7 separate regions of the Mus musculus genome follow, and all the other regions are linked to region 1. Evidence: chromatin loops called from intact Hi-C (ENCODE). Cell type or tissue: left cerebral cortex. All regions are shown on one strand. Region 1 has its middle 91 kb from the start of Abcc12. Region 2 holds the start of Itfg1 (integrin alpha FG-GAP repeat containing 1). Region 3 overlaps Phkb (phosphorylase kinase beta). Region 4 holds the start of Neto2 (neuropilin (NRP) and tolloid (TLL)-like 2). Region 5 overlaps Phkb (phosphorylase kinase beta). Region 6 overlaps Gm33632 (a long non-coding RNA gene). Region 7 overlaps Gm33632 (a long non-coding RNA gene).

What was found. Hi-C counts contacts between places; a loop is a spot of excess contacts. Peaks named below come from ENCODE experiments on the same cell type or tissue, not always from the same donor. Only the 100,000 strongest peaks of a DNase experiment are listed, where the experiment ranks them.
Region 2: a loop joins it to region 1, with 3 times the contacts of the local background. A loop is called at or near these places in 2 of 42 quality-filtered maps.
Region 3: a loop joins it to region 1, with 2.1 times the contacts of the local background. A loop is called at or near these places in 2 of 42 quality-filtered maps.
Region 4: it touches region 1 in a loop (7-fold over the local background); 11 of 42 quality-filtered maps call a loop at or near these places.
Region 5: it touches region 1 in a loop (2.0-fold over the local background); 2 of 42 quality-filtered maps call a loop at or near these places.
Region 6: a loop joins it to region 1, with 2.0 times the contacts of the local background. A loop is called at or near these places in 4 of 42 quality-filtered maps.
Region 7: it touches region 1 in a loop (2.4-fold over the local background); 3 of 42 quality-filtered maps call a loop at or near these places.

The regions. Positions count from the first base shown.
Region 1 is chr8:86,473,557-86,477,556 of GRCm38, reverse strand. No RefSeq gene overlaps it. Among named protein-coding and RNA genes, the nearest start is that of Abcc12, 91 kb to the left of the region's middle. In left cerebral cortex, a CTCF peak has its summit at 1,518; a DNase peak (open chromatin) is centred at 1,533; H3K27ac peaks cover 1,024 bases.
Region 2 is chr8:85,839,263-85,843,262 of GRCm38, reverse strand. Itfg1 (integrin alpha FG-GAP repeat containing 1) reads left to right here and starts at 2,314. Exons shown (of 18, transcript NM_028007.3): 1 at 2,314-2,729. The coding sequence starts at 2,525. Phkb (phosphorylase kinase beta) reads right to left here and starts at 2,275. Exons shown (of 32, transcript NM_199446.2): 1 at 2,160-2,275; 2 at 151-259. The coding sequence starts at 202. In left cerebral cortex, a CTCF peak has its summit at 2,132; DNase peaks (open chromatin) are centred at 1,668, 2,360 and 3,101; H3K4me3 peaks cover 2,218 bases; H3K27ac peaks cover 1,636 bases.
Region 3 is chr8:86,023,297-86,027,296 of GRCm38, reverse strand. Phkb (phosphorylase kinase beta) reads right to left here. Exons shown (of 32, transcript NM_199446.2): 25 at 2,959-3,016; 26 at 750-840. Among named protein-coding and RNA genes, the nearest start is that of Gm33632, 130 kb to the left of the region's middle. In left cerebral cortex, no CTCF peak of the experiment used is centred here; a DNase peak (open chromatin) is centred at 1,522; H3K27ac peaks cover 683 bases.
Region 4 is chr8:85,697,321-85,701,320 of GRCm38, reverse strand. It overlaps Neto2 (neuropilin (NRP) and tolloid (TLL)-like 2), which reads left to right and starts at 397. Exons shown (of 9, transcript NM_001357288.1): 1 at 397-680. The coding sequence starts at 647. Mir8109 (microRNA 8109) reads right to left here and starts at 416; the gene lies at 300-416. In left cerebral cortex, CTCF peaks have their summits at 680 (motif pointing left) and 2,107; DNase peaks (open chromatin) are centred at 284, 643, 1,063, 2,073 and 1 more place; H3K4me3 peaks cover 3,144 bases; H3K27ac peaks cover 1,016 bases.
Region 5 is chr8:86,045,513-86,049,512 of GRCm38, reverse strand. All of the region lies in intron 28 of Phkb (phosphorylase kinase beta), which reads right to left. Among named protein-coding and RNA genes, the nearest start is that of Gm33632, 110 kb to the left of the region's middle. In left cerebral cortex, no CTCF peak of the experiment used is centred here; a DNase peak (open chromatin) is centred at 1,799.
Region 6 is chr8:86,189,726-86,193,725 of GRCm38, reverse strand. The region is part of intron 2 of Gm33632 (a long non-coding RNA gene); the gene reads right to left. Among named protein-coding and RNA genes, the nearest start is that of Gm33577, 19 kb to the left of the region's middle. In left cerebral cortex, no CTCF peak of the experiment used is centred here; DNase peaks (open chromatin) are centred at 765, 1,244 and 1,559; H3K27ac peaks cover 1,638 bases.
Region 7 is chr8:86,165,900-86,169,899 of GRCm38, reverse strand. Gm33632 (a long non-coding RNA gene) reads right to left here. Exons shown (of 4, transcript XR_879042.2): 2 at 1,450-1,590. Among named protein-coding and RNA genes, the nearest start is that of Gm33632, 9.7 kb to the right of the region's middle. In left cerebral cortex, a CTCF peak has its summit at 1,886; no DNase peak of the experiment used is centred here.

The sequences.
Region 1 (4,000 bases):
AATAAAGATCTGACAGCCAATAGCTGTGGCAAGAATTAGGGAGACTTTCTGATGGAGGCACTGTGGCAGGGCCACTGTGAAAGGAGGGAGCCACAGACTGCCAAATAAGGCCAGGGGGCCAAGTTCATTACCCAAACCCTAAATCACAAAATTAGTCATGAAATAATCTTTGCTTTGTCTTTCTCTTTCCCCCTCTTTGTTAACAGCTCTTTACCTCACCAAGTTGCTTATGGCTGTGATCTTTATTACAGCAGTATGGATCTAACCCAGACACTGAGTAAATGCTATCAGCTGCCTCAGGACTCTGCAGATTCATACCCATGCCCAGGCCTTCAACCTTGAGTTTACACCTTCAAGAACTGTAGGAAAGAAATGCATTTCCTTTATAAAATTTTCTACTCTTAGGTATTTTGCTATAACAATGGGTTAGTGAGGGTGTTACCAGAATGGCCTCAGCTCACACAGGTGTCCACAAGTTCATTTCCTGCCCAGCCCAGGGAAGATTGGTATTTCTGACTGCTCCCTAGGTGTCAGAGGAGAGCTAGGGGGTGGGGGTGGGGGGGACAGAAGGATTTGTCAAAGTGGACTCTGTTCTCATTTGCTCTTTGTTACTGTGATAAAACATTGGCCAAAATAGCTTGGGAAGGAAAGGGTTTATTTATTTCAACTTGCACTTCATTTTAAAAGTCTATTACTGAGGAAAGTCAGGACATGAGCTCATGGCAGGAGCTTGTAGGCAGTAACTAAGCAGAAAGCATAGAGGGATGCTGCTTAGTGGCTTGTTCCCAGGCTTACTTTCAGCTTTCTTTCATAGCTGCCTAGGGATGGTACCACCCATAGTGGGCCCTCCTACATCATCAATCAAGACAGTGTTCCACAGACAAGCCCATAGGCAAGCGTTCAGTTAAGATTCCCTCTCCCCTGTGGCTCCAGGTTTGTGTCAAGCTGACGGCTAAAGCTATGACAGGCTCCCTGTGAGATTCAGGCTCAGCATCCATCCAATGCTGAGATGAATATCCTGAAGCTCTGCTAGAATGTTTCCAATGTGCTTTTGTGGTTGTGATTTCTCTGGGAAAAGTTCCTTCAGCTGTCATCCAGTCGATGAGTCTGAGGTTTTTAAGTCATTCCCTGGGAAGAGAAAATTTCTCTGTTTGGTCAAGGATGCTGTCACATTTGTCTTACTTTGGCAGCTGTCAGATATTTGTGAGGGCATGTGGAAAATCAGAGGCATAAGCCCTTGGGTGAAGCCTGGTGGTCCACCTCCTCTCTGACAGCTCATTCTTCTGGATACGACTCTACTCAGGGCCTGGCTGCCGTTTCTTGCATCTGAACCAATGGCTGGGAGGCTCAGATTCTCTCTCTTACTAACCCCTTACTCAACGTCCCCACCACAGGGAACCCTAGGCCTCTCCGTTTTCACAATGTTGGTATGAACATAGCAATAACAGTATGTTTGCTAACCTCAGACCCTGCAAAGTCTTCCTCCTGGGGTCCTTTGCTGTCTTGTGTGCTCCAGCTTGCTGCCACTAGAGGCTGCTGTGGTCAGGGGTATAGAGTCCAAGGCAGAGCTGCTTACAAAGAGAGGAAGAGAGAAAGACAAAGCAAAGATTATTTCATGACTAATTGTGTGATTTAGGATCTAGGTAATGTACTTGGCTCCACACCTCATTTGGCAGACCGTGGCTTCCTTCCTCCGCAGTGGCCCTGCCACCGAGGCTCCATCAGAATGTCTCCCCAGTCTGACCTATTGGCCTTGTGTTGGTAGGTACAGGCGGCTGTGTGTAGCTGATGCAAGCTGTTCTCTGTGCTTCATCTCTAAACCACGACTCAGGGGGATTCTTCCTTTGAGGGGACTTTTCCAAGGATGCCGATGGGAAACTGATTCTGAGTGATGACTTTTGCGTAACAAGCATGGGAGAGAGCAAAGGAGAGTTGGGGGCTAGGCGTGGTCAGTATGTTTCTGATTCTGTAGTTCTCCATCAGGCTAAGATTAAGATAAAGGACTTGTGTAACCTATCTGAGCATTCATTTAGTACCTATTGTATGCAGGAAGTGTTGTTCCAGTTCAGTACTACTCTGGAAGCTCTCTTTGGAAAAGCAGGATGGAGATTTGGATGGGGAACTAGGGAAGAGTTGAGGGGTTTTGAAAGCATGGTTAAGAATAGCTAGGAAAGCAAGAAAACTTGTAAATTGGAGCTATTTAATATATCAGGAAATAGAACCTGGATGGGGCAACAGTGGATTCAACATGCAAGGCTTTCTTTATTCCCTGTGATTTAAAGACATGGCAGTGGAAAATGGGTCCCTGCTGAAGTCTGATTTCCCCATGTTGCTGAGCGGCCACAGTATTCTTATTGTCATTCACATCTTGGGCAGTATTTACTTAGAATGATCAATTCATCACGAAGGACATACACCAGTGCTTATCAAATGAGATCTTTGCATTCTGAAAAGACCTAAAAACAAAAAATCCAAACCAAACCAAACCAAACCAAACCAAACCAAACCAAACCAAACCAAAATCACTCTTTCTGGTTGAAAATGGATTCCAAAGGAGCAGCATTAATTACAGGGTCCCTGGGCCAATGACTTCAGTATATACTTTGGGCGCACCTACAATTTAGCCCTTTACGGTCCTTCGGTGGGTCTGTGATTTTTGTGAGGCAAAATCCAGGCAGGACTTTTGCCCACACTGTCTTTGGTTCTCCCCTAGGAGCAGAAAACTCTACAGGAGAAGATAAATAACTTGGAACTATAGTTCCTAGATCCTTGTGCAAACAGGAAGCCTTTGGCGTTTGTCTTGTGGTCTCCCTGCCGTGGTGTCTTGCCCCATGCCATGGGCCTCCCCATGCCCCATGCCCCATCTCCCATCCTCCATCTTCCCCAACCCCGCCCCCGTTTTCAAGACAGAGTGTTGAGGGATGAGTAGTCTAGAGAAGGCTTCCACTAATGCCCAAGCATATGGAAGCCTCTCATGGTCTACCCTCTGAGCATCAGGACCAACATGCAAGGGGCTGGACCTCTATTTGACATTTATGAGATGCTTGGCTAATACAGTAACCCCTCCCTCTGAACCAACAGATATCTTCCCTATCCAGAGCTGTTGACCCAGTGGTCTCTGGGAAGGAGGGTGTGATGGTTTGTATATCCTTGGACCAGGGAGTGGCATCATTTGAAGGTGTGGCCTTGTTGGAATAGGTGTGACCTGGTTGGAATGGGTGTGTCACTGTGGGTGTGGGTATAAGATCCTCACCCTAGTTGCCTGGAAGTCAGTCTTCCACTAGCATCCTTTGGATGAAGACATAGAACTCTCAGCTCCTCCTGCACCATGCCTGCCATGCTCTCACCTTGATGATAATGGATGGAACTTCTGACTGAACCTGTAAGCCAGCCCCAATTAAATGTTGTTTTTATAAGACTTGCCTTGGTCATGGTGTCTGTTCACAGCAGTAAAACCCTATCTAAGACAGAGGGGATGCATCCTATTTTGGGTCTGTGGCCCAGGGTAGGAAAGGATAGTGTGGCCAGCTTCTAACAGGTCTGGTAGAAATGAGATATTCTAAAGAGACACTTATGTCTTCAATGTGACTGTCTGACTATTGAAACAATGGACACTTCCCCGAAAATGGGCATTCCCCAGGAATCTCACACCAGGAGAAGGAAAAGGTGCCAGCTAGAGGGAGGATTCGTGTCCCAGAAAGTGAGTCCTCGAAGTTCTAACACCCTGCCAGACCACATCATAAAATGAGACTGAAGCCCAGACAAGGATGGGTCAGTGGTGGACGGGACCACATCTTGACAGAACTGTTTATATGTGCCGATCCTTGGCCCTCTGTTTAAACTTTAACCTCAGCATCCCAGCAGACAGACTTGAGGGGTTTACTGGATCTCTTTGATCCCTTGCCCAGTGTGTCCACATTGAATAAATCTTTGTCTGCTTTTCATTATTAATTTGGCTCTTTTAATTGGCTTATGGAGGATAAGTGGCCAGACCTGGCTT
Region 2 (4,000 bases), 630 kb after region 1:
GGCACAAGCTAACTTGAACTGAAATGGTACACACAGTTGGGTCCACCAAAGGGGACATAAAAGAAACAAAAAATACCATATAGTAACATTAACCTTGAAAACAACAAATATAAAATTGTCGGTTGACCCTTTTGGGGTCTATACACTTACCAGACCTTAACAAAGCAGGTGAAGAGAAGGCTGCATCAGGTGAGTTGGCCATTTCAAACTGTTGATTCTTATCATAAGCGTTGCACGCTAAACTACACCAATTTTAAAACTGTTTAGTGAAGGTTAGAAGCAATCAGCATTAGATTAATGTATGAGCAGTTATTAGCATGATGCAATGTGCAAAAGACAATTAAAGATCATTATATAATTTTAGTTTGTCTTTTATGACTCAAGAATTTGATTTCCTTTATTTGGTAAATTAAGTTTGCATACATGAAAAGACAGAAACATAATATCCACTTACTAAGACACATTCAATTAATAGTATCCTTTATTGTTCTTTAAGTTGTTAATGCTACTATGTAACAATGCTTATAACTCCAAAGAGGAGCCTGTCCCAGAAACAGGTCAATTCATGTTTCAAACAAGGCTGTTTACACAGTTAAAAGTTGTAAACAGAATCAAGTTAACACTTTATAATAAGCAGGAAGTAAATAATATGGCTCAAGGTTTAGTGTCTGTATTTTTCGGAATCAAAAATAGTAGAAACTGCAAACATAACTACTAAGATTTGCCTCAACTACTATCTTTTTTTTTTTCCACTTCTATCTGCACTTTACTCTTATGTAAACATACAGTAAATTTGGATAGTATCTACTATGGCTGAGACTAGGTTTAAGAAACTGCATTCAACAATAGTTAAGCAGAATTTACCCTATTAAGAAAAATACGGTTTTCAACACTTGCTGTTGTGACATATATTTGAGTAAAATAAAGACTTGAAGAGAAAATAGACCCTATAGGATTACTATGTTGCAAAACTGTGTTGCAAAAATACATGTTGGGGGTTGAGAGGACGGTTAAAGACCCTGGCAAAAGACTAGTTATTCTCTTTGCCCAGAACAACCTAATAGCACTTTTTCTATTCCCACAGCAACAGTGTTAATAACCAACTCAAAATTTCTATATGACACAATAAAAGAAAATATAAGCAACAAATATCCCTACAACTGTTTCAAATAATTCTACTGACTCTGAACTTGAGTCAACTGCTTTCTAAAAATTTCTCTTACTTTTCATGTGTTTGTTCCATTACAACCCTAAGTCCTAAGTAAATAAACACACAAAAATTTTAAGATTTCAAATGGAATGAAATTGGCAATACTTTAACAAATACAGTACTTTTCTACAATCTTTCGTCAATCTTTGACAAGGGAAAGGTTCTTGGTTGAACATTTCTTGTCCCCCACCTCTCGTGTTTAAGGACACATTTTTTCCCCCAAGATTGTATCCAATTTCAAAAGTGGCAGTTTCACTGCTGGCTCTCTGGAAAGTTATTAATCAGGAGTACTAACTTTTAAAACGCCAGTGTGACTTTGCAATTTGAACAAGTCAGTTCAGGACACTCGGACTGCTGGCTTTTTAATCTCCGTGGTTGGGAACCACAACTAGAAGCTACAGGTGGTGGGACCATTTGGCTAGGGAAGGGGCCAATTTCATTCTGAGTCATAACTGTACACTAACTTAACTTGTGGCACAAACCGTCTTCCTCAATTTCTGACACACAGAACTGGCTGCAGCTAAAAATTACTGAGGAATGTGAAGGGGGCATATGAGACAAAAGTAGTCGCCAGCTCTTTAGGACCTCACTAAAAATGGAGGTCTACTTTTTGCAGAGCAAGAGCGTTCAGGTTCCAAAGAACTTGTCACTAGCTGACTTACTCGGCAAAGTTTCTGGAGAAGTCAGCTTATCACTAACTTTGGAGAGGAAATAACTTGGGGGAGAAAGACAGACGTTATCTAAATGGGGGAAGTGCAGGGATTGGGGAATGGGGACCAAGATGGACAAGAGCAGGGCAGCAAGAGAAACCTATTGCTTTCTGGAGCCAACTTAAGGAAGCAAGTTGATCCCCAGGACAGATCCCACCTGCCTCCCTCCAGGGGACTTGCGGAGGAGCACCACCCCCTGTACCCAGGAGGGGGAAGGTTGTGGTCACAGGCAGTCAAACCTGAGCGCTTGGCCCGGGCTCTTCGTTCCAAGAGCTTCCAGCTTACTTCAGCCATGAGTCCCTCAGCCCCCGCCATCGCACAGTGCCCACCACCCCAGCTGCCAGTCAGCGAGGCCGGCCCGGCCCCGCCCCCTCGCGCGACACTGTCGGGAGGCACGACAGCCGGAAGTGAGTTCCCGGGCAGACGCCGCCCTAGCTCCTCGGCGTCTTGGTCGTCGGAGAAACAGCCCCAGGGCAGCGTGAGAGTGCAGCGAGGGGCTGCCCGTGAGGCCGCACCCCGAGTCTTTTCTCGGTCGGCCGGTCAGTCGCACGGTGCTTTGCGGCTGCCGTCAAGCGCGGCGGAGGCCGGCCGGGCCGAAGGCGCCATGGCGGCAGGCCGGCTTCCTAGCGCCAGGGCGGTGCTGGCCCCGCTGTTCTTGGGGCTCGCGCTGCTGAGCGTTGGGCCTGCCCCGGCGCGGGCTCTGCACAACGTCACGGCCGAGCTCTTTGGGGCTGAGGCCTGGGGCACCCTGGCGGCCTTCGGTGACCTCAACTCCGACAAACAGACGGACCTCTTCGTGCTGCGGGAAAGTCAGTGCTTGCCGGCCCTCCTCTGTCTGCCCCTCCCGGTGTACCCACGCCCCCTGATTCCTGTTACCCTACCTCTTGCATTTCCCAGTCTTCTGGCTCTCCCTTTATCTTCAGCACAGGGACAGCTTTCCCCTGTTTTTATCAACCCTCGGTCCTAACTCAGTAACCCCGCGGCTTGACCATCAGCCCAACCCTTAAGAACACACCAACCTCCCTTCATCTAGAAACCTCTAGCCTTCATATGGCGAATGATCACCTGCCTGCCAAAGGTCTTCCAGATTTCTAAGAACCTTGGTTTCTGGTCTAAGCATTTGCTTTCCCGTCTTTTTTCCAATCTTCCACCCCCTTTGATGAGAAAACATGCAAGCTGACAGTTTCTTGTGAGAGATGTTCTGCCTTCACCTCCTACTAATTCTGCCCTTCCTTGTGTTAAGATCTTTAAAGGCACTGTGCCTTCCTCAGGCACCAAATTCTCCACCACTCACACCAGCCTCTGTTGTTGTTAACTGCTGATAAACGCAGTGCCTCCTTGGTCATACATTCTCAAACTTCAGACTTCTCCAGCATAAGGTGCCTTAGCTTAGTGTACATCTGGCCCCTCCTCATCTTGAGTACTGCTATAGTCTTCATCCAACTTGCCATTGAAAGTTCATTAACCACATTAAGCCTTAAAAGAAAAAATGTCTGATGCTGACCAAGTGCATCGGTTGGTGGTTAAGGACCAAGGCCATGAATAAAGTTTAAAGCCCCTACAAAGCTGACTGGCAGGATCCTGACAAGGTCTTTTGAGTGCTCTTTCCAGGACCCCAGAACCTCTTATAAGACCTGGATGGTTTTTCCTCTATTTGAATGATTACCCACATTGCAAGAATACTCAAAGTCTGTAGCTAATCTATCCAAACTAGATACAGAGACATTGAAGATATCCTGTGCTTGATTAAGCGTTTCTGAAAGTCTGTCCCAATGAACATTAATTGACCCATCCATGTGGAAGCAAAGGGGGAAGTGTGGAGGGCTCTGCTTTTTCTGCTTATGTGTTGACTTATATCCTTGTAACTTGTGAGTAGATGTTTTAGTAGGAATTCCTGGATCCTTGGTATGATGATAACAGCCTATGAGGGAGACCTGATTGGATGTGGAAAACACAAGACTTAACAGTAGCACAGTATAAATAAGGGTGTGTGTGGGGGGGGGGGGGTGTTTTCTGTATTGCTGCAGATCAAACTTGGGTCTCATACTCAGTATACAACAGTATAGTTTAAGGTGTGCTC
Region 3 (4,000 bases), 450 kb after region 1:
AAAGGGAAAGAGAGAGAGAACAGAGGAGAGAGACACGAGGGAAGGAGGGAAGGAAAGAGGAAAGATAGGGACTGAGGAAAGGAAAGGAAAGGAAAGGGAGAGAAGGGGGGAGACAGGAGAGAGAACAGAGGAGAAAGGGAGGGAGAGGGAGATGGAGATGGAGAGGGAGAGGGAGAGGGAGAGGGGAGAGGGGAGAGGGAGAGAATGAGAATATGAACTGTAGATGGCCCTGTGAGCAGGAGTGGCAGATTGACCGGGTGGGTAGGAAGCAGCTCTGGGAAGAGATGGCCTGAAGGGTGAGGAATGGAGGAGCAGGGCAGGCATGTCGATTCTGCCTCTTCCTGAACATTAATGAGTTTCTTAGGAGTGGTAAGGGAGCAATCAGGTGGAGTGGAAGCTTAATGTGTTCTCTGCTATGGACCTAGCTTTTCTCTGCCCATCACAAAGCTGTCTGAATGCCCCAGAAGGTGCATTTTCTACACTAGAATCTGCACTGAACTCAAGCAAACTTGGGGACTGAAGTTATAGTCCCAGGGTATAGGACAAAAGTGAGATGGCCCACTAAGTACTCTGCAGCTCTCAGACTGTACACGCTATTGTTTTTGCAGGAGGAAAGAGACTTTTGAAGAAATTCCCAAACCACTCACTGGTAATCTCTTTGTGGGCAGTCTATGACACCGACCTATACCAGATGTAAGTGTCCTAACTAGAAATTGTTGTGTCTGTGAGTGTGAAAAGCAGATACTTACCTGTTTGCCCTGCACTAAAACATTAGTAATGGATGGGGCCAGGCTGTCCACTACTTTATTTAAAAGACTTGCTGCACGGCGTACAACCGACCTGAGGGCAAAGAAGAAAGCAGGCCAGATCTTCACAAACAGAAAGACGGTGAATAAATGGTGCCCTTGATGGGGAACCGTACAATGTATGCAGTCAGGTCCTCCCATGATAGAGAGAAGCAGTGAACTGCCATTAGACCTGACCCTTGAAAGAAGACCATCTATAATTAGGGAAAGTCATGTCTCACACTCACCTCAGCCACCAAACTGTGGCAAAGGGCATCAGTGATGCCAAGATCAATTTCAAAAAAATAAGGGAAAGAAAAAGCAGAGTCTCTAGCTACTCTTTTAATTGGGATGGGAGAGGAAGGAATTAAGAGGGTACTCTGCTTCATATTAAAAAACACATAAAAAGGATCATGTGCCTGTGACTGATGACTGATTCCCATATCAATTTATACTATGCTTCTCTGTACAATATTATTTTTTAACTACATGTGTGAGTGACTGTGTATAGGTGAATGTGTGTGTGTGTGTGTGTGTGTGTGTGTGTGTGTATAAGCATGTGAGTGCAGGTGCCTGTGCAGACTGGAGCCAGAGTTATCAGCAGTTCTTAGCTGCTAGATGTGAGGAACCAAACCTCGGTCCTCTGGAAGAGCAGTGTGTGCTCTTAACTGGGCCATCTCTCTGAAGCCTTGAGTTATGTTTCTTTTGGTCCTGAATAATTGGATGCCTGGATTAGGGAACTCTACTGAGTTTCAGAAATGAATTACCCTCACTTTCTTTCTTGATAAAGACAGAATGTTGGGGGAAGGAATTCACACTTCTATTTTTACATTTCTGAAAAAGTCTTAGAATGTAGAAAGAACAGATTTATACCCCCCAAATTACACCACATGCAATATATAAGACATTTCCCCTCAAAAGTAAAAATTTATGTGAACATTTAGAGAGAATAAAATCAAAATGTAGGTTTGAAAGTACCATTTTTTAAAATTTCAGCATAACCACAGAAATTGGCCTATAACAAGCATTTATATTTCTTAATTACAACATGAAAGGACTAGTAGACAATCAAGCCAGTAGCTGACCGAGTTAGTGAAACAAATACTTCCCAGTTCTAGAGAGACACTTTTATCTGAACACCAAAAGATGCATATAACCCTTGGAACACAGATAAACCCACACATATCAAGCAACTGGAGTTTCCCAAACTCTGTGCATGTTACCTGTTTCCCATGTACCAGAAAGGTGGTAATGTGCGGGGCTATAGAGGAGGAAAATTTCTGGGTAAATGCAGCCCCGTACCGCACAGCCAGCCTGGGGGCAGTGGAAAGCCATAAAAGGGAGAATAGAATAAATTAAGCTTCCAGGGTTCTATTTGTTTAAATATAACAGTCAGCATTTCTAAATGTTTGCAACTTAGTGCTTTATCAAAGTCATAAGTATTATGCAGAAGCAAGAATTGGTTTTGCTTAGCCTAAACAATACTATAGGTACAGCAAAACACACTGCCTATAAGAACATCTACTGATTACTGTACTGAGAACTTACAGTGGAAATTTGAGATATGTGAACTGGATGGTCATTGTTTCTCTGGGCAGCGAGAGTATATTTGTCATAAAGTAGAGATGAAGCACTATTTAGAAAATTTGTCCAGTCCCTTATTTCAGAGAATAGAAACATGAGGTTTACGGAGATTGGGCCTCATAAGAAACTACTTGAGACGTAATTCCGTCAAAATGCAGAGCTGTATATTTGGGCATACTCTCCTCACTGTGACTGTAAATAGCTTTACTCATGGCTCCTTCAACTTAAGTGATGAGATAATTGCCTTTCATTATTTCTGCTTACAATCAAATGGTCTTTTAGGGCCTTCAAAAGGTTTTCTAAACAAGATGAAGTGATGGGTGATGCAGAAAAGCTGAATCATGATGCTGTCACCCCAGTGGGGGCTTTCTAGGCTCAATCCTGGGGGAGGCTTTTGTTTCTAGTTATTTTTCTTTAGTCTCCTGTGACATACGAATACTCTTCAAAAGTATGAAGTCAGGGTGCCATAACTTTAGAGTTTCAATGTCAAAATGATGATGAGTAACATCTGTAAGAATCAAATGTTGTCTTTAAGCTACTGAATACAACAGTACGACAACTATAACGTGACAAGGAAACTAATACAAACCAAAGCTTTTTGCTGCCAGCTCTTCTATACACTCTCTCAATGTGATCAGACACAGTTCCTAGACAGAGAATAAGAAAAGTCTTCACTGAAGAAAGTTTTTAATTAAATGTACAACATTTATTTCCTCTTCAAAAACAAGAGAAAACATCCTTGTATTGAACCGACCAGTTTAAATCTGCAACCCAAATGAGATTGTGTGTTCCCAGCACCTTTGCTACATGGTACAGTTTTCAAAATTCTAATTTTTTTAATATATGTGCTGCTGAAGCGAGCACCAAAATTCTATTTTTTAACTGATATGTAACTTTTTGTAAGTTTTTAAGCAAATAAAAGTATTATTTTACCTTTCAACATGAAACAGAACACATTAAAATTAGTCAACTGAGTAAAAGCCTACTTTTTAAATGGAAGTCCCTACGTCTCTGGTAAGTGTGTGAGGCTATGATCATTCTAATACTCTGGTTAGCACAGCCCTAGCATTCACACTTTGGCCATGTCTCACACGTGCTCTGCACTCTTGCTGGTTTTGTCAGTAAGAAACAGTGTGATATAATTGAGTGCCAAAAGTTAGCAAGGATAAGGAAAAAGATCTTTACATTTTTCTCCTCACTTATTTTTACAGTCTTAATTTAGATTAAATGATACCCTGGTCCCATAGATGCCTGCAAAAGCTGGGCCTGTTGGTACATGCTGTATTCCAGGCTACGGAGCAGGCTGAGGTGGGAGTGCTGCAAATGCAGAGCTTGCCTGGGCCAGAGAGGGTCAGAGGAGAGTGAGGGCAACTTAGTAAGAACACTTCAAAATAAAGAGCAATAGCGCGGGTGGAGATGCAGCTCGGTGCAGAGCATTTCTGCTTTGAGTCAGCACTGTTGGAATGCCAGTGGTTAGTGCATCTCCACTTTAACCAAATCAGCATGTACTGCTAGACAGGGGTTTGAGATAATCCAAAAAGTCCGATGACTGGAAATATATGTTTCAACATATCCTATATTCTTCTGTACTATAAAATGCCAGAAAAAGGTCATGATGTAGAACTTAAGGA
Region 4 (4,000 bases), 780 kb after region 1:
TGGCGTGGAGCTTTCAGCCCACTGTGGCGAGGACTGGGAGTGAGGATTCCTCAAGCAGCGCTGTGCCTGGCAACTGTTGGAGAAGGTTCAGTAGGTGCAACAACCCTTACTGCTGGCCGGGGGAACTCACCCGGGCACCTCCAGGGCCCCCGCGGGGGTCTCCCTTCCACCGAGATCAGCAAGGCTGAGCAGACGTTTTCAAGCACCTGAGCTTGAGGTCCTCCGAGAGGGGATGGAAAAATCGGACCTGGGGAGCTCAAGGCTTCGAGAAGACACCGGCAGGGAGGGGTGGGCCGCGCGCGAGGCCCGGGAAGCGAGTGGCGGGCGGGGCACGCGGGAGGGCGGGGCTGCGCGTGCGCAGTGGCCCCGCGGCCGGCACGCGGCGCTGCGCTCGCTGCTTAAATGAGCCGGGGCTCCCGGCGCGCGCCACTTCAAGGGAGCCCGCCGCGGGAGCGTCCGCCGCTGGCTTTCCTCAGCCCGCCGAGAGGCGGCGGCCGTCGGGGACCCGGCACGGCGGGCCGAGGCGCTGCGCCCGCTGCTAGGAAGCGGCGGCGGCCGGCGATGGGGACGGAGCGAAGCTACCCCGCCGGGCCGTGACCACCGCGCCGCCGCCTCGGGCGCTCTCGGAGCGCCGACGCTGAGGAACATGGCCCTGGAGCAGCTCTGCGCGGTCCTCAAAGGTAAGCGCGGGTGCGGGCAGCGCCCCCTTGCGGGCCAGGCCGCGCTCCGCTCCGCTCCGCCGCCGCCTTCGCGCCCTTTGTCTGGGCCAGGCCGCCCGCCGCCGCTGCGAGCTCGCTCCGGGGGACGCCGGCGACTCCGCGCCTTGCAAAGTGTGCGAAGCGAAGGCCGGTGGCCCCAGGTTGCCACCGCAGAAAGTGGTAGCACACAAACCACGAAAGCCCCAACTCCGACGCGCCGCAGCGGTTTCGGAGAAGCCCCCAATGTCCGCGCCTCCCGCGGGTCCCACCTGCTGCGGCCGGGAGGCTGCGGCACCACTGCGGGCTCGGGGCTGCGCGGCGGCCCTGCATGCCCCCCGCGCCCCGCGCCCCGCGCTGCCTTCCCGGGATCGCCGAGTCCCGCTGCCTCATGAGTCCTGTGCGGAGGATGCACGGGTCGGCAGCGGCCGGCGAGCTGACAGCATCGAGCTCCTAAAGCCACTGAGAGGCTGCCTCTCCGCGGAGGTGCTGTTTCAGATAAATATTTCTAGATGGTTTACATTGAGAGGCAAAGTTTATTCCAGAACTCGTCCTGGATTGATCCTTTCATAAATCTCAAGAAAAAGCACCGCCTTTCAGCAAATGACTTCCTTTTCCCCAAATGATTTAATTGCAAATGAATAATATCTGAATGGGTTTTTTTTTTTAAATCCTCTTATATTAAGAGAGAAAGTATGACAGTGTTAAAATACTGGCGCTTACATTTTTAGCACTGAATCCTGATATTTGCACAATTACACATTTTGGTGTTTTCCTGGTACGTGTTAACACCTTATTTTCAAATTTGTTTTGTTAGAAAGTTCAGTGGAACTTTTTGTTGTTCTTGAACTAACAACGTTTTAGACAAACTTCATAATTGGACAAATATTCATAAATTACTAATTGACGTTACAGCCATTTAATTTAAATATTTACCTACCTAACTATATGCATATCAATACTTTTATGTTCAGACTGTGCCAAGATAACCACTAACCTTCTAGCCAGTGAATATTTATTTCAGTTAATCCATAAATTCTTAATAATTTTATTATATAAAAACAAATAAAAAATTCTGTAGCTGCTTTAACTCCTGATTATGTAGTTATTTCCTTGGAAATTAACATTTTGTTTCACTCTTTAATAATAAATGAACCACATGCACAAATGGATTTCTGCTGCTTTAGAGGAATTCTCTTCATTCTAATTGTGAACCCACCATAGTAGGGTTGCCAGCATCATAATGACACGACTATATGAGAGTAGCCTCCCGCAACACTCAGTTGGATCTGTTACACAGCTTTACCTGCAGAACTCAAGGAAACTGAATTGGATAGGGCAATCTCCAGAGGTACTCAAGGAATTGCAGCTCCGCTGCCTGTGCCTTTTCAGTGGGTACACACTGCCCTCTCTGGCCAGTGTGGATTATTGCGCCTATCCAGAAACTCCGTGCTGATGACTGAGCTCCAGTGAAAACAGTGTAGTATCTGGCTTTTATTTTATTTTTTCAAATATTATTCAACCTGAACTATTTTTACATGCTGAAGTATTTTTACAGCTCGAGAAAAATTGTGATGTGGGCTTGCTAAGAAGAGAGCAATCTATTTTTAATTCTATACTGTGCTTTGTAAGCATTAGAATTTGGTCAAGAAAGACTAAAAGAAAAACATTTTGAACCTGAGAAGGCGATCTGGAGGCTGAAAGAAAAAGGGATAGCCTGGATTTTACTGCACATATTAAATCATTTGCTTTTCAAATCAAATGCATATTTTCCTACACAAAATATTATTAAAATGTACCTTAAGACAACTACTCCTTTTCAGTGCTACTATTCATTTGTGTTCCAAGGCATGAAAAAGCATCCCTCAAGTGTATTATAAGTGAATTTTTCCACATCAAGAGGTTCTTCTCTTAAGTAGCCATTTAACACTTGTATAATTATAGATGCTACTTACTTAAATCCTTGTTTTGAAATATAATGGACACTTTCCAGTTAAATACCAGAAATGACTATGAGGTTTTGAGTGGAAAGTACTTTTTAAATTATGGAATTATGAACCAATTGCTTCTTTCTCAAATATTGTACATTTGCTCCAGAAAAATCCTATTAGACCCATTGATATTCAAAGCTATATAATCTGAGGTTAAGTTTATGACATAATGGAGCTTAACTATGCCTTAGCCATCTGTATTTAAAAATCTTGTCTCAACTGAGTATTAACTTCTGTTCTTTAGTCTTAAACCTATCCAGGAAAGATATAGGGGGAAGCTGTCTCTTTAACAGTAAAGCTTCTTTTTAACTCAGCCCTCGTAATACTTCACCACCACACACACACAAACACAGAGGGGAGGAGAAGGAGGAGATGGAAAAATTGTGTAATTATCAACTGAAAATTCATATTGAACAATGAATGGTTTTATTACAATGAATCTTGAACTAAAAGCCAATCTAAATTTTTAAACCAGTGTTCCATAAAGGAAAAGAATGTGTACATTACAAAGCCAGTTTAAATCAAAGCCACTTTCAGTCCTTTGGGAATAAGATAAGAAAATAATAGACTATAAATTTCATGCCTGTTTTTCAAGCAATATTTCAAATTTTAGAGGCTGTACATGATCAACATAATATATCATCCTTTTATTTATTCTTTTTTAAAATAATTATTGATGTTTTAAGTGTGTTTCTGGAGTACTTTAAGGTTGAATTAGAAAAGAGGCTCTTAGGTGGTGGCTCAACCTTAATAACAGACATCCTTCAGAGGCAAGAACAATTAAGAGGAGGGCTGCTATCATTGTGGTAGGAAGCCACCCACTTTTCAACATGTTCAGAATATTTCCTATGACAGAGTACCAATCACTAACTGAAAATTTAATTTTGTTCTGCTTAAACTAGGTTGAGTAGTATATTAGAAATTACAACACTAGATGATAGCAATTATTCTTTCAAATGTTGTTTGATCATATGAAAGTTTGATGACAGTTTCTATAGATGTGGAGAGTTGACTCCTTTGATCAAGATGAAGCATACAAACTGCCCTTGAAGCACTAACAGCCTAGTGTCCCATTGTGCAAGAAAGAGAAAGCACTTCTGCTGTAGTCACTTTCTTATTAATGTGCCTGGCAGGATGATCACCGTGTATAGGCTGCAGTGATCTAATGTTTACCAACTATCTTCATTCTCCATTAATAATATATGAGATTTAAGATTGGGAATGTTTTTGTGCTTTGGAATATAGTCAGTTAAAAAAAAAGATTCTGTCATCTTGTGTTAGATTTAACAAACCTTACATTTACTGCTTAGTACT
Region 5 (4,000 bases), 430 kb after region 1:
AGCTACAAATTGGTTACTACACCATTAGATGGCTTTCCCATATCAGAACCGGTACAACCAATCTCAGTTATTTTATATTGTTCTCACATTAATAAAATGTAAGCATTAAAAAGCCATGGAAATCCTATAGCTTGATTATATCTATAGCTCCTTCCCAGAGTGGGCTCAACAAACTGGGAAGAAATGAATAAGCTAATGTTCAGAAAAGTATTACTTTCATTGTCAACCAGATATTGAATCTTACTTATTAGAGTTATGGCCAGAGCCACAATAATAAACCCAAATTCTAGATTAGATATTACCCTAATATACCATCCACAATTGCCAAAGGTACAGAACTTGCTTTATTTTTAAAAATCACACAGTGACACAATATAATTTTGCAAAAGCTGAAAATTGTATATGTTTGTTTGTCTGTCTGTCTGTCTGTCTGTCTCTGTGTCTGTTTCCACTTGGTACTTAAAAAGACAGACTGAAAAGCACAATCATCATATGTGGAGCGTGTCAGGACCAAGCGACACTGTCCTAAGCAGGAGCATGCTATGCAGAGTAAACAGGTAAAGACACTTCTCTTTGCGGTAGAGAACCAGTGCAATCTGATACACTTAGTAATTAAGAAGAATCTTTTCTGGATGGAGTTCTGCCAGCAGACTCAATGGTGAAGACACACCACTGCCTTCAGCGTTTGCTAAAAGGCCAAGGATATACCTTGCTGTTGTTGTTGTTTTGGTAAACAAATTCCCTCTGCATTAATTTTTATCCATATCCTTTAAATGTGACAACAACACAAATACATTTCAGAGCTCTAAGAGGTTATGGCTAGCATTATCAAGGGAGCATTTGCTTAGAACATAAAAATAATATAAAAATATAATAGAGCTGGGAAATTATTTTAGATTATTATTATTATTATTATTATTATTATCATCATTATTATTAATCTGTATGGGTGACTTGCCTGTATGTATGCCTGTGTACTATGTGCATGCCTGGTGCTTGTGGAAGCCAGAAGAGGGCACTGGATCCCCTGAAACTGGAGTTACAGGTGGCTGAGCTACCACACAGTGCTGGGAATTGAAGTCATCACTGACTCATTTTTCCAAGTATACTTAAAACGCTGTCATTTTATTTTGAAAAACTTTACACTTAGAGAAACCAAAATATAATGCAAATTTCTTATGCCCTCTTCAATCATGTCCTCTCCCACTTTTACCATCCTATATAACCACAGCTTAACTATTGACACCAACAAATCAAAATAACATTAATTTCTTTTACTCTCCAATTCAGGATGGCATGTGTTATTTAGTTTCTATGTCCTGGAGGCTCCATGAATCTGTGGTATGTATTTCTTCACATTTCTTCTTCTTCCTTCCTTCCTTCCTTCCTTCCTTCCTTCCTTCCTTCCTTCCTTCCTTCCTTGCTTCCTCCTCCTCCTCTTCCTTCTTTTCTTCTGCTTTTCCTCCTTCTTCCTATTTATTAAGTTTTCATATCTTAGTAATATCTACTGTTTCATAGGATTTTTCTTGGTTTGGGTTTATGGTAGTTTCTTGTTTTAAAAAAATGCACTTTTGCCAAGAAAATTCAGAAGTGATATGCTGTCAGTGTCTATGGTACATGAAATTAAAGTCTTATTACTATTGATGCTAAACTTCATCATTTGGGTGATGGGAGTCTGAAAGGTTTTTCCTCAGCTGTTAGTAATTATGCTGAGCAGAAACACCCAGCTCCTGTGCCAGCTTTGCCCCCACGCTGCTTCTAACAGCGGTTCTTGCTGGCAGCCTCTGCTGCATTTGCTGTGGTCACTTTCTGCTCCCACCATCCGATCTGTACTGACTAGACTCTGCCTTAAGCACGACCCCCTTCTCTCCCAGTCACTGATCGCTATCAGCATGGACTCTATAATCTATTACTAGTATTTGTGTATTTCTTCTACATGAATGAGCAGGCACACACTTGGAAAAGAAAAAAACCAAAACCAAAACCAAAACCTCATCTCAATTGGAGTCCCAGGGGCCTGTTCCAATTTCTCCAGTGTCCACACCTCTGTCACATTTTGAGACTTTTGTGGGTTTTTTTTTTTTTTTTGTATTTCTGGCACAAAGATGCTCCTGGTTTTCCTTTGCATTTTTTTCCTTTCCTTTTCCTTTCCTTTTCCTTTCCTTTCCCTCTCCTTTCCCTCTTCTTTTCCTCTCCTCTCCTCTCCTCTCCCCTCCCCTCCCCTCCCCCCTCCCCTCCTCTCCTCTCCTCTCCCCTCTCTCCCCCCTCTCCCCCCTCCCCCTTTCCCCCCTCCCCTCCCCTCTCCTCTCCTTTTTCCTTTCCTTTTCCTTTTCCTTTCTTTTTCTTTCCTGCCTTCCTCTAGAGCTGATTCTTTTGTTACAGTGTTTAGAATGCAACTATTTTGGGTTTGCTCATTCTTATGGCAGTTTCACTGCTCCTGGGACATCTCAGGAGACAGATGTAGGAAACACAGATGCATATGCACAGGCACAGATCCATGTTCATTTCTCTATCTATCAACGGAAAACCATGACTTCATATTGGCTTAGCCTTTTCAATCAGCTCCCTTCTTTTCCTTAACAATGAGAAATCTGCTTTTTAGTCATAATACATTTATTCAATCTTACCGGAGACATGAAGTTCAGCTTAGATTGCTATTGAATATACACTGGTGAGAAACATGCTTTCACTAGAGATGGCATTTATGTGTGGTTGGTGTCTCTAATGGGCATGCCTTCAACAGGGGCTTTGCCTTTCCCACCCTCCCCAGTGTAGTGGTACTCATTTGTGTGAGCTGGCTTCAGCTGTTGGTTTCCACTCCACTCTGGACTCTTCCACATACAGACATGTTTTATTACATTACTTAATACTGCATGTATTCAACACTCCCACTATTTATGAGTTGGGAGCATGTGACACCCACTACTTAGGAGGAGGCGTTCCATACACTGCAGCCAGCTTGGGGAAGGCTTGCTCTGTGCCCAACTCTGTTATGCTGTATCTATCATTCACCATTTCCCATTTGTTTTTATCCTCTCTGAACAGCATACATCATACTCGTTTCTGATTTATCCCTCCTGGATTTTTTTCTACACAAGTGAATAAATACATTTAAAAAATAAGAATTCCATATAATAGACATTGTTTTGCACATTACTGTTTCATTTAATGATATAGCTTAGAAAGAATTCCCTTCTTCAAAGGTACACAGTACTCTGTTATGTGGGCACATCACATTTAGGTTATAGAAATACCATAAATGTTCGATTACAAGCAGTAATTTAGTCAGTGGTCTTATGCACGCACATTTTCATGTTGTTGGAAACATATTTTTAAAGTAGATTACTAAAAGGACCTGGCCAAAAGGAAAGAGTTCTGAGATATCAAATCCCACCAGGAAGGGCTGTACCCCTCAGTTATATATGCAATCCTTTCTTCCCACAGCCTTGGCAAATGATCCAGGTCTTGAGGCTGGAAGATACAAGTTTCTGACCTGGATCTTGGCATGGAGATCTTGAGGCACAGTGGCCATGAAAAGTTTAGATTCAGGCAAGGTAGTACATGCCTTTAATCCCAGGAGACTGAAGTAAGGAGATCTCTAAATTCAAGGTCAGCCTGGGACAAAGCAAGTCTCAGATCCAGGTGTGGTGGTATATACCTTTAATCTGGGCCACACCTTCTACTGGAGGCCTACATAAGGACATGAGAAGAAGGAAGATTCAGTCTTCTTCGTGTGCTTGCACTTACTTGCCAGGACATTTGTTAGAACCTACTTCTATAGAAGACCAGCTCAAACAACTAGCCTCATGGAACTGAGCAACTTCCCATCCACAGCTGCCCACTGTTGGGTTAGCTGGACTACAGACTCTAAGTCATCACAATAAATTCCCTCAATATAGAGAGACAGTCCATAAGTTCTGTGACTCTAGAGAACCCTGACTAATGAAATGCCCATGCATAGCTCTAATTGTATATTAATTTGAACATCTTTAGAAATATC
Region 6 (4,000 bases), 280 kb after region 1:
CTGCAACCCTATAGGTGGAACAACAATATGAACTAACCAGTACTCCCTGGAGCTCGTGTCTCTAGCTGCATATTTATCAGAAGATGGCCTAGCCGGCCATCACTGGAAAGAGAGGCCCATTGGTCATGCACACTTTATATGCCTCAGTACAGGGGAATGGCAGGGCCAAGAAGTGGGAGTGGGTGGGTAGGGGAGTGGGGGCGAGGGCATGGGGGACTTTTGGGATAGCATTGGAAATGTAAATGAGGAAAATACCTAATAAATTTTTTTTAAGTGTGGAGGGAAGTTATCGTATGACCCAGAATCTTACTATTGGGCCTGTTTTAAAAGAACTGAGACATTCTGCTGTGGTTGGTTCCCTGAATGATGGAATTAGGAAGAGGAGTCTTGAGAAAGTGACTATGTAAGATTCAGATCACAGTCTTTTGTTCTCCTTTGTGGCAGTCTTGTATAGCCCAGGCTGGACTCATTATGCTGTTAAGGATAGCCTTGAACTCCTGATTTTCCTGCTTCCATGTCCCAAGTGCTGGGATTTTAGGGGTGCATACCACCCATTTATGGACAGTGTAGTGACTTTTAAAGGTGATGCCACAATGCTAGCAGCCCTTTTCTTCACTTGAGGACACAGTGAAGAGTTTCCATCTTTGAGCTGGGAAACATATACTCTATAGACACTGAACCTTCCAGCACTTGGACCAACTTTCCAGCCTCCAGAACTGGAAGAAAACACATTTTCATTGTTTAAGCTAACACTGCTGTGTAATGGTAGCTAAGCCAACTAAAACAATGATAAGATACTGTTGGATTAGATGCCTGCTCAGTGCACCATCCAAAAGAGAGATGCAACCCTAGTGACTGATGGGGAAAGTGGGGAAAAGGGCACAGGTCTTCCTGTCTTCCATCTGCCCCTTCTCTTCTTTTTCCTGTCTCCACACCTCTGGTATCTCTAGCTTCAGGAATGGTTCTCTAACCTTGTCTAAAGGAAAGGAGAATCGGAACTACAATGGGGCCAATCAAACAGAATGGGATGTATCTGAAAGTCAACCCAAAGTCCCAGAGGTCTTCTCCCTCCTACATCCTGGGTGACCTTTTCCTATAAGTTAATCTTGGGGATTTTTCAAGACACAGTTACTGAGTTAAACATTTTCCATTGCAAATTTCCGTACTGTCTTAGTTACTCCATATGCCTGAAATTACTTTATTTTTAGTTAACACATTTAAAAAAAAAACGAATTAAATGCAAATCCTTGCAGAAGTTGTCGGACTCCTGTGATGCTTAACGACATGAAAATTTCACTGTATTATTTATATCCAGATATGCTGCAGCTGAATTTCATATGGAAATGTTCAGAATTTTAAGTTCCTTCACTGAAAAAAAATCTCTTTTCAATGAAAGCCTTCTCCCATTTCTTATTTAAAAGCATTAATGTTAACACCTAAACAAAATGTGGTCCTCTTACACACTGGAGACCCCAGTCCAAGTTAATAGCTCATGTGATTCCCAGAAGAGCAGAACCCTCAACACACCTGAACATGTTTAACTTGCATGTGAGTAACACAAGTGGAATAAAAACCCTAACAAAACCCTAGGGTGAGCACTCTCCTTGGCCTCATGGGATGAGAAAGACTTGACTTCTTCTAATAGGGTTCTCCATCTCTGAATCTGTGCCTCTAAAATCAATTATTAAACTTTTGAACCTTTAATGAGACCTGAAAAGAAGACCGACAGCTTCGAGCGTCAAAATCTCCAGGCCACTGGGAGGCTGAGTCAGAAGAAGCACCCGGAAGAGAAAAATGAGACTGTATGGAAGCAGGAGCAATAGCAGCAAACCCAGCAAACACCAGGAGGAATGGGGCAGGAGAATAGAAGGTAGAAGTGGCCAGAGAATCTCTTCCTTGTGCAAATCACTGTCTCCATTATTCTTCGCTTAACTTGTTAACAGTCCAGTTGCCTACTGGACAAAGTGATCTTGCTTTCTGGGAGTCTGGGGAGGGAGAAGCAGAGAAAGAATCAGGGCACACCTGTGAAGAAAGGCCTTTGTAGCAATGCTTCCGACCAGAAGAAAGACCCAAGTCTTGCTGTGCCTTTTGCTCTACGCACATGGCTTGGAACAGTGTAGGCTGGTACTGTCTGGTGTTACTTGGTTCACTTGAGTTCCAAGATCCTAATAATTTGTATTGGGGTCCTTAGAAGGGTCCTGGGAGCTCCCATCTTTCCCCAACTCAGTGATGGTGTCCCACAAGCTCTAGGTGTCCTATCTCTGTAGGAGACCTCCTCAAAGCATGCCAGGAGTAAGAAGAGTAATTGGATCCCTGGACTGAGTTCACTGGGTCTCTGGCAGTGCCTCATTGTGCTGTTAGAGATTACTGCCTACAGGAGGTGAGTTGTGGGAGCAAGAAGCCGTATGAATGAGCACAAAAGCCCCCAGGAATTGCAGGTTAGGGGACTCTGTCTATAGAAAGTAAAGAGACTAGAGAAACAGATACCACATGCAGAAGGAGAGCCCTAGGGAAGTGTGCCCTGCATGTTGTAGGTTTCATGTGTGCAGTTGGATGGACCAGAGGCATGACAGGACTAAGTAGTTTGTCCAGGCGGACAGCTAGGAAACAATCTGTCCCACAGAGGGTTGTCCCTTGCAGATCGCAGAGTACTTGAGAAGAACTAGGTAGTGTTGGTCAAGATGTAGTCTGGTTGATCACTAGCTCAGTTTTGCTTCTGCAAGGAGGCCTGAGAAATCATTAGTGCTTGTGGAGATAATCTGTTCTTTCTTATGGGTGTGGGGGAGGGTTGGGGGGGGGGTGAAGGGTCAGCTATTTGCAAAGCTTTGCTCATCCTATAACCCAAGGTGACTTCAGGTTTGGGACAATGACTGAAGGCTTTCAGAGGCTTCTGTGGCCTGGAGTAGGATGCTGTAGCACTGACAAAAAGATCCCAGTTTCTCTTCTCATTATTCCTTCAGCATTGCAAGGGGGTGAAGTAGGTAGGCATCCCTGGGTTTTAAGCAGACATTCCTCAGCCCTAGGCAGTCAAGCAGAAGTCTGACCTAAAGCCAGTGTCCTGGTGTGAGCTCGACATGAGCTACAGTCACCTGGTAAGAAGGAAGCTCAATTGAGGAAATGCCCCCACTAGATTGCCTTGAGGGCAAGCCTGTGGGTCATTTTCTTGATTAATGATTGATGTGAGAAGCCTGGGTCAATGTGTGGGAGTGCTGCCCTGCACTGGCGGTCCTGCATGCTGTAAGAAAGCAGGCTGAACAAGCAGTGAGGAGCAAGTCAGTGAGCAGTGCTCCTCCATGGCCTGTGCATCTGTTCCTGCCTTGGGTTCTTGCCCTGACTGCTCTTCCTGGTGAATTCCAAGTTGCGTTTTGTCATGGTATCTTATCAGGTCAATAGAAACCCCAACTAAGACTGCCAGGGACACAGATACAAAAAGCAGTTGTCTGGCTTTCATCTTGATTTTAGCTACCTTGTGGTCCCAGAAAATGGATCAAGCTTCTTAGCAAAAGGCACCTCAAGGCTGGCACCCATGGATTGGCAGGATCAACATTGTAAAAATGGCTATCTTGCCAAAAGCAATCTACAGATTCAATGCAATCCCCATCAAAATTCCAACTCAATTCTTCAACGAATTGGAAGGAGCAATTTGCAAATTCGTCTGGAATAACAAAAAACCTAGGATAGCAAAAAGTCTTCTCAAGGATAAAAGAACTTCTGGTGGAATCACCATGCCAGACCTAAAGCTTTACTACAGAGCAATTGTGATAAAAACTGCATGGTACTGGTATAGAGACAGACAAGTAGACCAGTGGAATAGAATTGAAGACCCAGAAATGAACCCACACACCTATGGTCACTTGATCTTCGACAAGGGAGCTAAAACCATCCAGTGGAAGAAAGACAGCATTTTCAACAATTGGTGCTGGCACAACTGGTTGTTAACGTGTAGAAGAATGCGAATTGATCCATACTTATCTCCTTGTACTAAGGTCAAATCTAAGTG
Region 7 (4,000 bases), 310 kb after region 1:
ATACATTGTTGATCCACATTTCCAAACCCTTAGGTGAATCTTGACTCTTCTGTCTCTCTGGTGCAACACTGAATCCACAGGCAGATTACCGTGGCTGTGCCTTTATAACCAAAACTCATCTGGTCCACTGGCTTGTCTCCTCCGGGCTGCTACCCAGGGCTTGAGAATTGGCCCCCTGAATCTTCTGCAGTTCATCCTTATCATTCCACTGTGGAGACAATGGCTACAGTGGCCTGTGCTGTGTCTTTTGTTCAATAACCAATCTCTAGTTATCTGATAGCAACTGGATTTCTTATAATTCAATTCAATTTAACACTAACTCTCAAAATTATCATGTATCCCCGACATGTTAAAGATTTAGTCCCATGATATTGCCTCCACTTCAGAAACTAGCCACAGCTGGCTGGGATCTCCAAGATACCAGGATACCAGGACTTCTGTGCAGACTGTATTTGAACATTACACCAATTCATTCTCTCCCCTCCCTATGTCAGATAATTTGCTAGTGTGATTTGAAGATCTCTGGAGTGTGCCACATTTGCCATTCCAGCTTTCTAATGAACAGGGACATCCTCAGAAACCATCAAGCTGAGGAGATGCAGAGAGAGGGGGCAAGGAATGAGGCAGAATATTACACCCTCTTCAGAGACCCTACTTTGATGTACAGATGTGTTCACTGACTCGAAAGCTCTCCCAGCCTCTGTATTTCAAGCTTTAGTGGAAATTTCATTATACAAGCACAACTGATTAAATAATCTCCATTGGTGAATGAACCACATTCCACCCTTGAGAGGTGGAGCAAGGCTAAAAGATACAACTTCAGACCTGTGCTTGACTTTGCTGGTGATCAGCAGCTGCTCTGAAATGCTATAGCATTTCCTCAATCCTCCATCATCTAATTAGCATACAAACACTCCTGCCACGGAGCCAAGGGCATTCATTCTTTTTTGAATATACAGTTCAGAATATTAACCTTATTCACCTGATCATAAAACCAGTCTCCAGAAGTTTTTCATCACTCAAAACTGAAATCCTATCCATTAAGAAACTCCTCATTTTGCCACCTACTCCCCACCACACACAAATGAATCCCTAGTACCTGCTATGAATTTGACTATGTTTAAGTGTTACATGTATGTAGAATGATGCAGCATTTGCTTTTTGGGCAATTGGCTTATTTCACTTATCATAATGTCTTCATTAGCTAATATTACTCCTCCTTAAAGCAGGAGTATGCATGCTGTGTGTGTCTGTGTGTGCGTGTGTGTCTTTGTGTGTGTGTATATACAATCATATGTGTCTATTCATTCGCCATCTGTTGAATTTTGGTTGTTTCCACTTCTCAGTTATGGGTAATGTTGCTAAGAACACAGGTGTATAAATACCTTGGAGACTCCAATTTAAATTCTCTTGAGTGGGGCTGAGATGACAGAGTTGGTAAGTGCTTACCTTGCACTGAATTTGGATCCCCAGCAAGCCATGTAAGAAGTCAGGCACAGCAGTGCACTGGAAGACAGAGGTAGACAAATCCCTGAAGCTGATTAACCACTTAGTCTAGTGACATCAATGAGTTCCCTGTTCAGTGAGAAACTGAAAAATAAGGACAGTGATCAAGAAAGACACTAGTTATTGACCTCCAGCCTCAGTATGCACGGGCACACTCCCACTCTACCCCTCATACATAGATACATAGATAGATAGATAGATAGATAGATAGATAGATAGATAGATAGATAGATTCTCTTGACTGAACCTCAGGATTAGAGTTACTGGATCTTATGATAATTCTTATCTTAATGTTTTGGAAAACTATGTATTATTTTCCATAGTGAAATCACCATTATACAATCCTACCAATAGGGGACAATGTTTCAACTTTTCTACATCTTCACCAAAACTTGTTTCCTGTGTCATATTTGTTAGTTTTTTTATGTTAGCTTCCTTAGTTATGCTTTTACTGCTGTGAACAAACACCATGACCAAGGCAAATGTCATAAAGGACAACATTTAATTGGGCTGGCTTACAGGTTCAGAGGTTCAGTCCATTATCTAGGTGGGAGTAGGGCAGCATCTATGCAGGCATGATGCAGGCAGAGCTGAGAGTTCTACATCTTCATTTGAAAGCTGCTAGTGAAAGACTGACTTCCAGGCAGCTAGGATGAGGGTTTTATAGCCCACATCCACAGTGACACACCTACTCCAACAGGGCCACACCTTCTAATTATGCCACTCCCTTAGCAGAGCATATACAAACCATCCTAATAACTGTGATATGACATTAGGCATTTTAATGTTTGTTACATTTACATACCATCTTTGGAGGAATTTAGGTCTTTGCCTACTTTTAATGTCTGTGTACTTAATGTGTGGCTCAAGACAAGTCCTTGGCCAGTATGGCCCAGTGAAGCCCAAAGTTAATATATCCCTAACCTAAAGCAGCCATTAGGAAGATGTAATGTGGAAGACACTTAAGATGTAGATAGACATTTTAAGGATCTGTAAAGTGGAAACTTTCAGTTTGTTTGAAAAGTCAGTTATTGTCAAATGATGTTTTGCTGGGACACACAAGTGAAAGTATGTTTTGCTAGACACATGAAAGGATGTTTTGTTGAAGCAGACACAGGTGAAAGGATGTTTCGCTAGAGCAGACATGCAAAAGGACATGTGATATTTAGAAAGAATATAAATATGACCCCACAGACAGTGGGAGCTGGAGCATTGGTTCTCTCTGATCCACCTCACTATTCTTCGCTGACAGCATACATATATTGGTTCCTCTTACATTGCATTGTTGAGCTTTGCTTATGGTGAGGTCATAGAGAGAAACTTAGCAAAGAACTTCTCATGAGGTTCCTGCAGCTTCTTGTAGTTTCCAAGTGGACTTGGCTGGTTGGTAACTTTGAAGTTTTTTCTGGATTGAACTGCCCTTGCTGATTCCTGCATGGTGCCTCCTGAGTGGACTGAGCTGCTGCTGCTGCTGATTTGTGTTGGTGTTTTGCTAGAGGACTGGACTGCAGATATCCTGACAATGAAGAGTACACTCATCCCCAAAGAACTATTTCTAAATATGTCTACTTCTCCTGTGTCCTAATAACTTTTCTTTCCCAATACCTCTGGTAGGTGGTGGGCTAGAAGGGAGGTTGAACTCTTATTAAAGTAGGTTGAGAATAATTTATGCCCACAGATATGTAATTTTGGAAATGTTCAGGCAATGCACAGAAAGTTAAGCACAACAGCTGAAGAAAACAATAAATACAGAGATTTAACTTGGATCCTGTCCACTATCACGTGGGTTCTGTTTTCTCTTGAGACTTTGTAGAAGTCATGTTTGGACTGAAAAAGAAATAATTAACAAGGGACTATGTTTACTTTATTAAGAAAATTAATTAACAGGTCAATAGAAAACAGAGTTTGGGACCTTCCACATCTCAACTGCCCACATAGTCTGAACCACAAGGCTAGGTGCAGCTGGTGTGTGATTATTTTATTGATCATCAACAAGACTTAGCTGTCATCTACAGAACATTAAGCACCTGTTGTCTGCAATGCTGGGTTAACGCTATTCACTGTTGCTATTTTCACACACCAGCTCACTATGAACACACATAATGACTATGGTGCCGATTTGACTCCTTGCGCCTGGAAGGTAACTGGAGGTTGTGCACTGCTGTGAGACTGAAGCCACACATGAGTAGAAACAACAAAAGCATACACATGCTTGTGTGACACTGTGGCAAGATGTTGTCATCTACAAAGTTCACAATCACAAACCACATAAGCTACAAACAATAAACACACAAAAATTCATGTTTTAGATAAGTTTACAATTAAACTTATTAGTTCTGGGGCCAGAACTAATTCATAGCTATCTTCAGCCACAGGTTGGACCAGCCTGCTCCAAGTCTTGCATCTCACACATGTACACATACATGTGCATACACACACACAAGCAAAGACATATGCACAGATACATGTGCACACCCACATGGGCATACACACA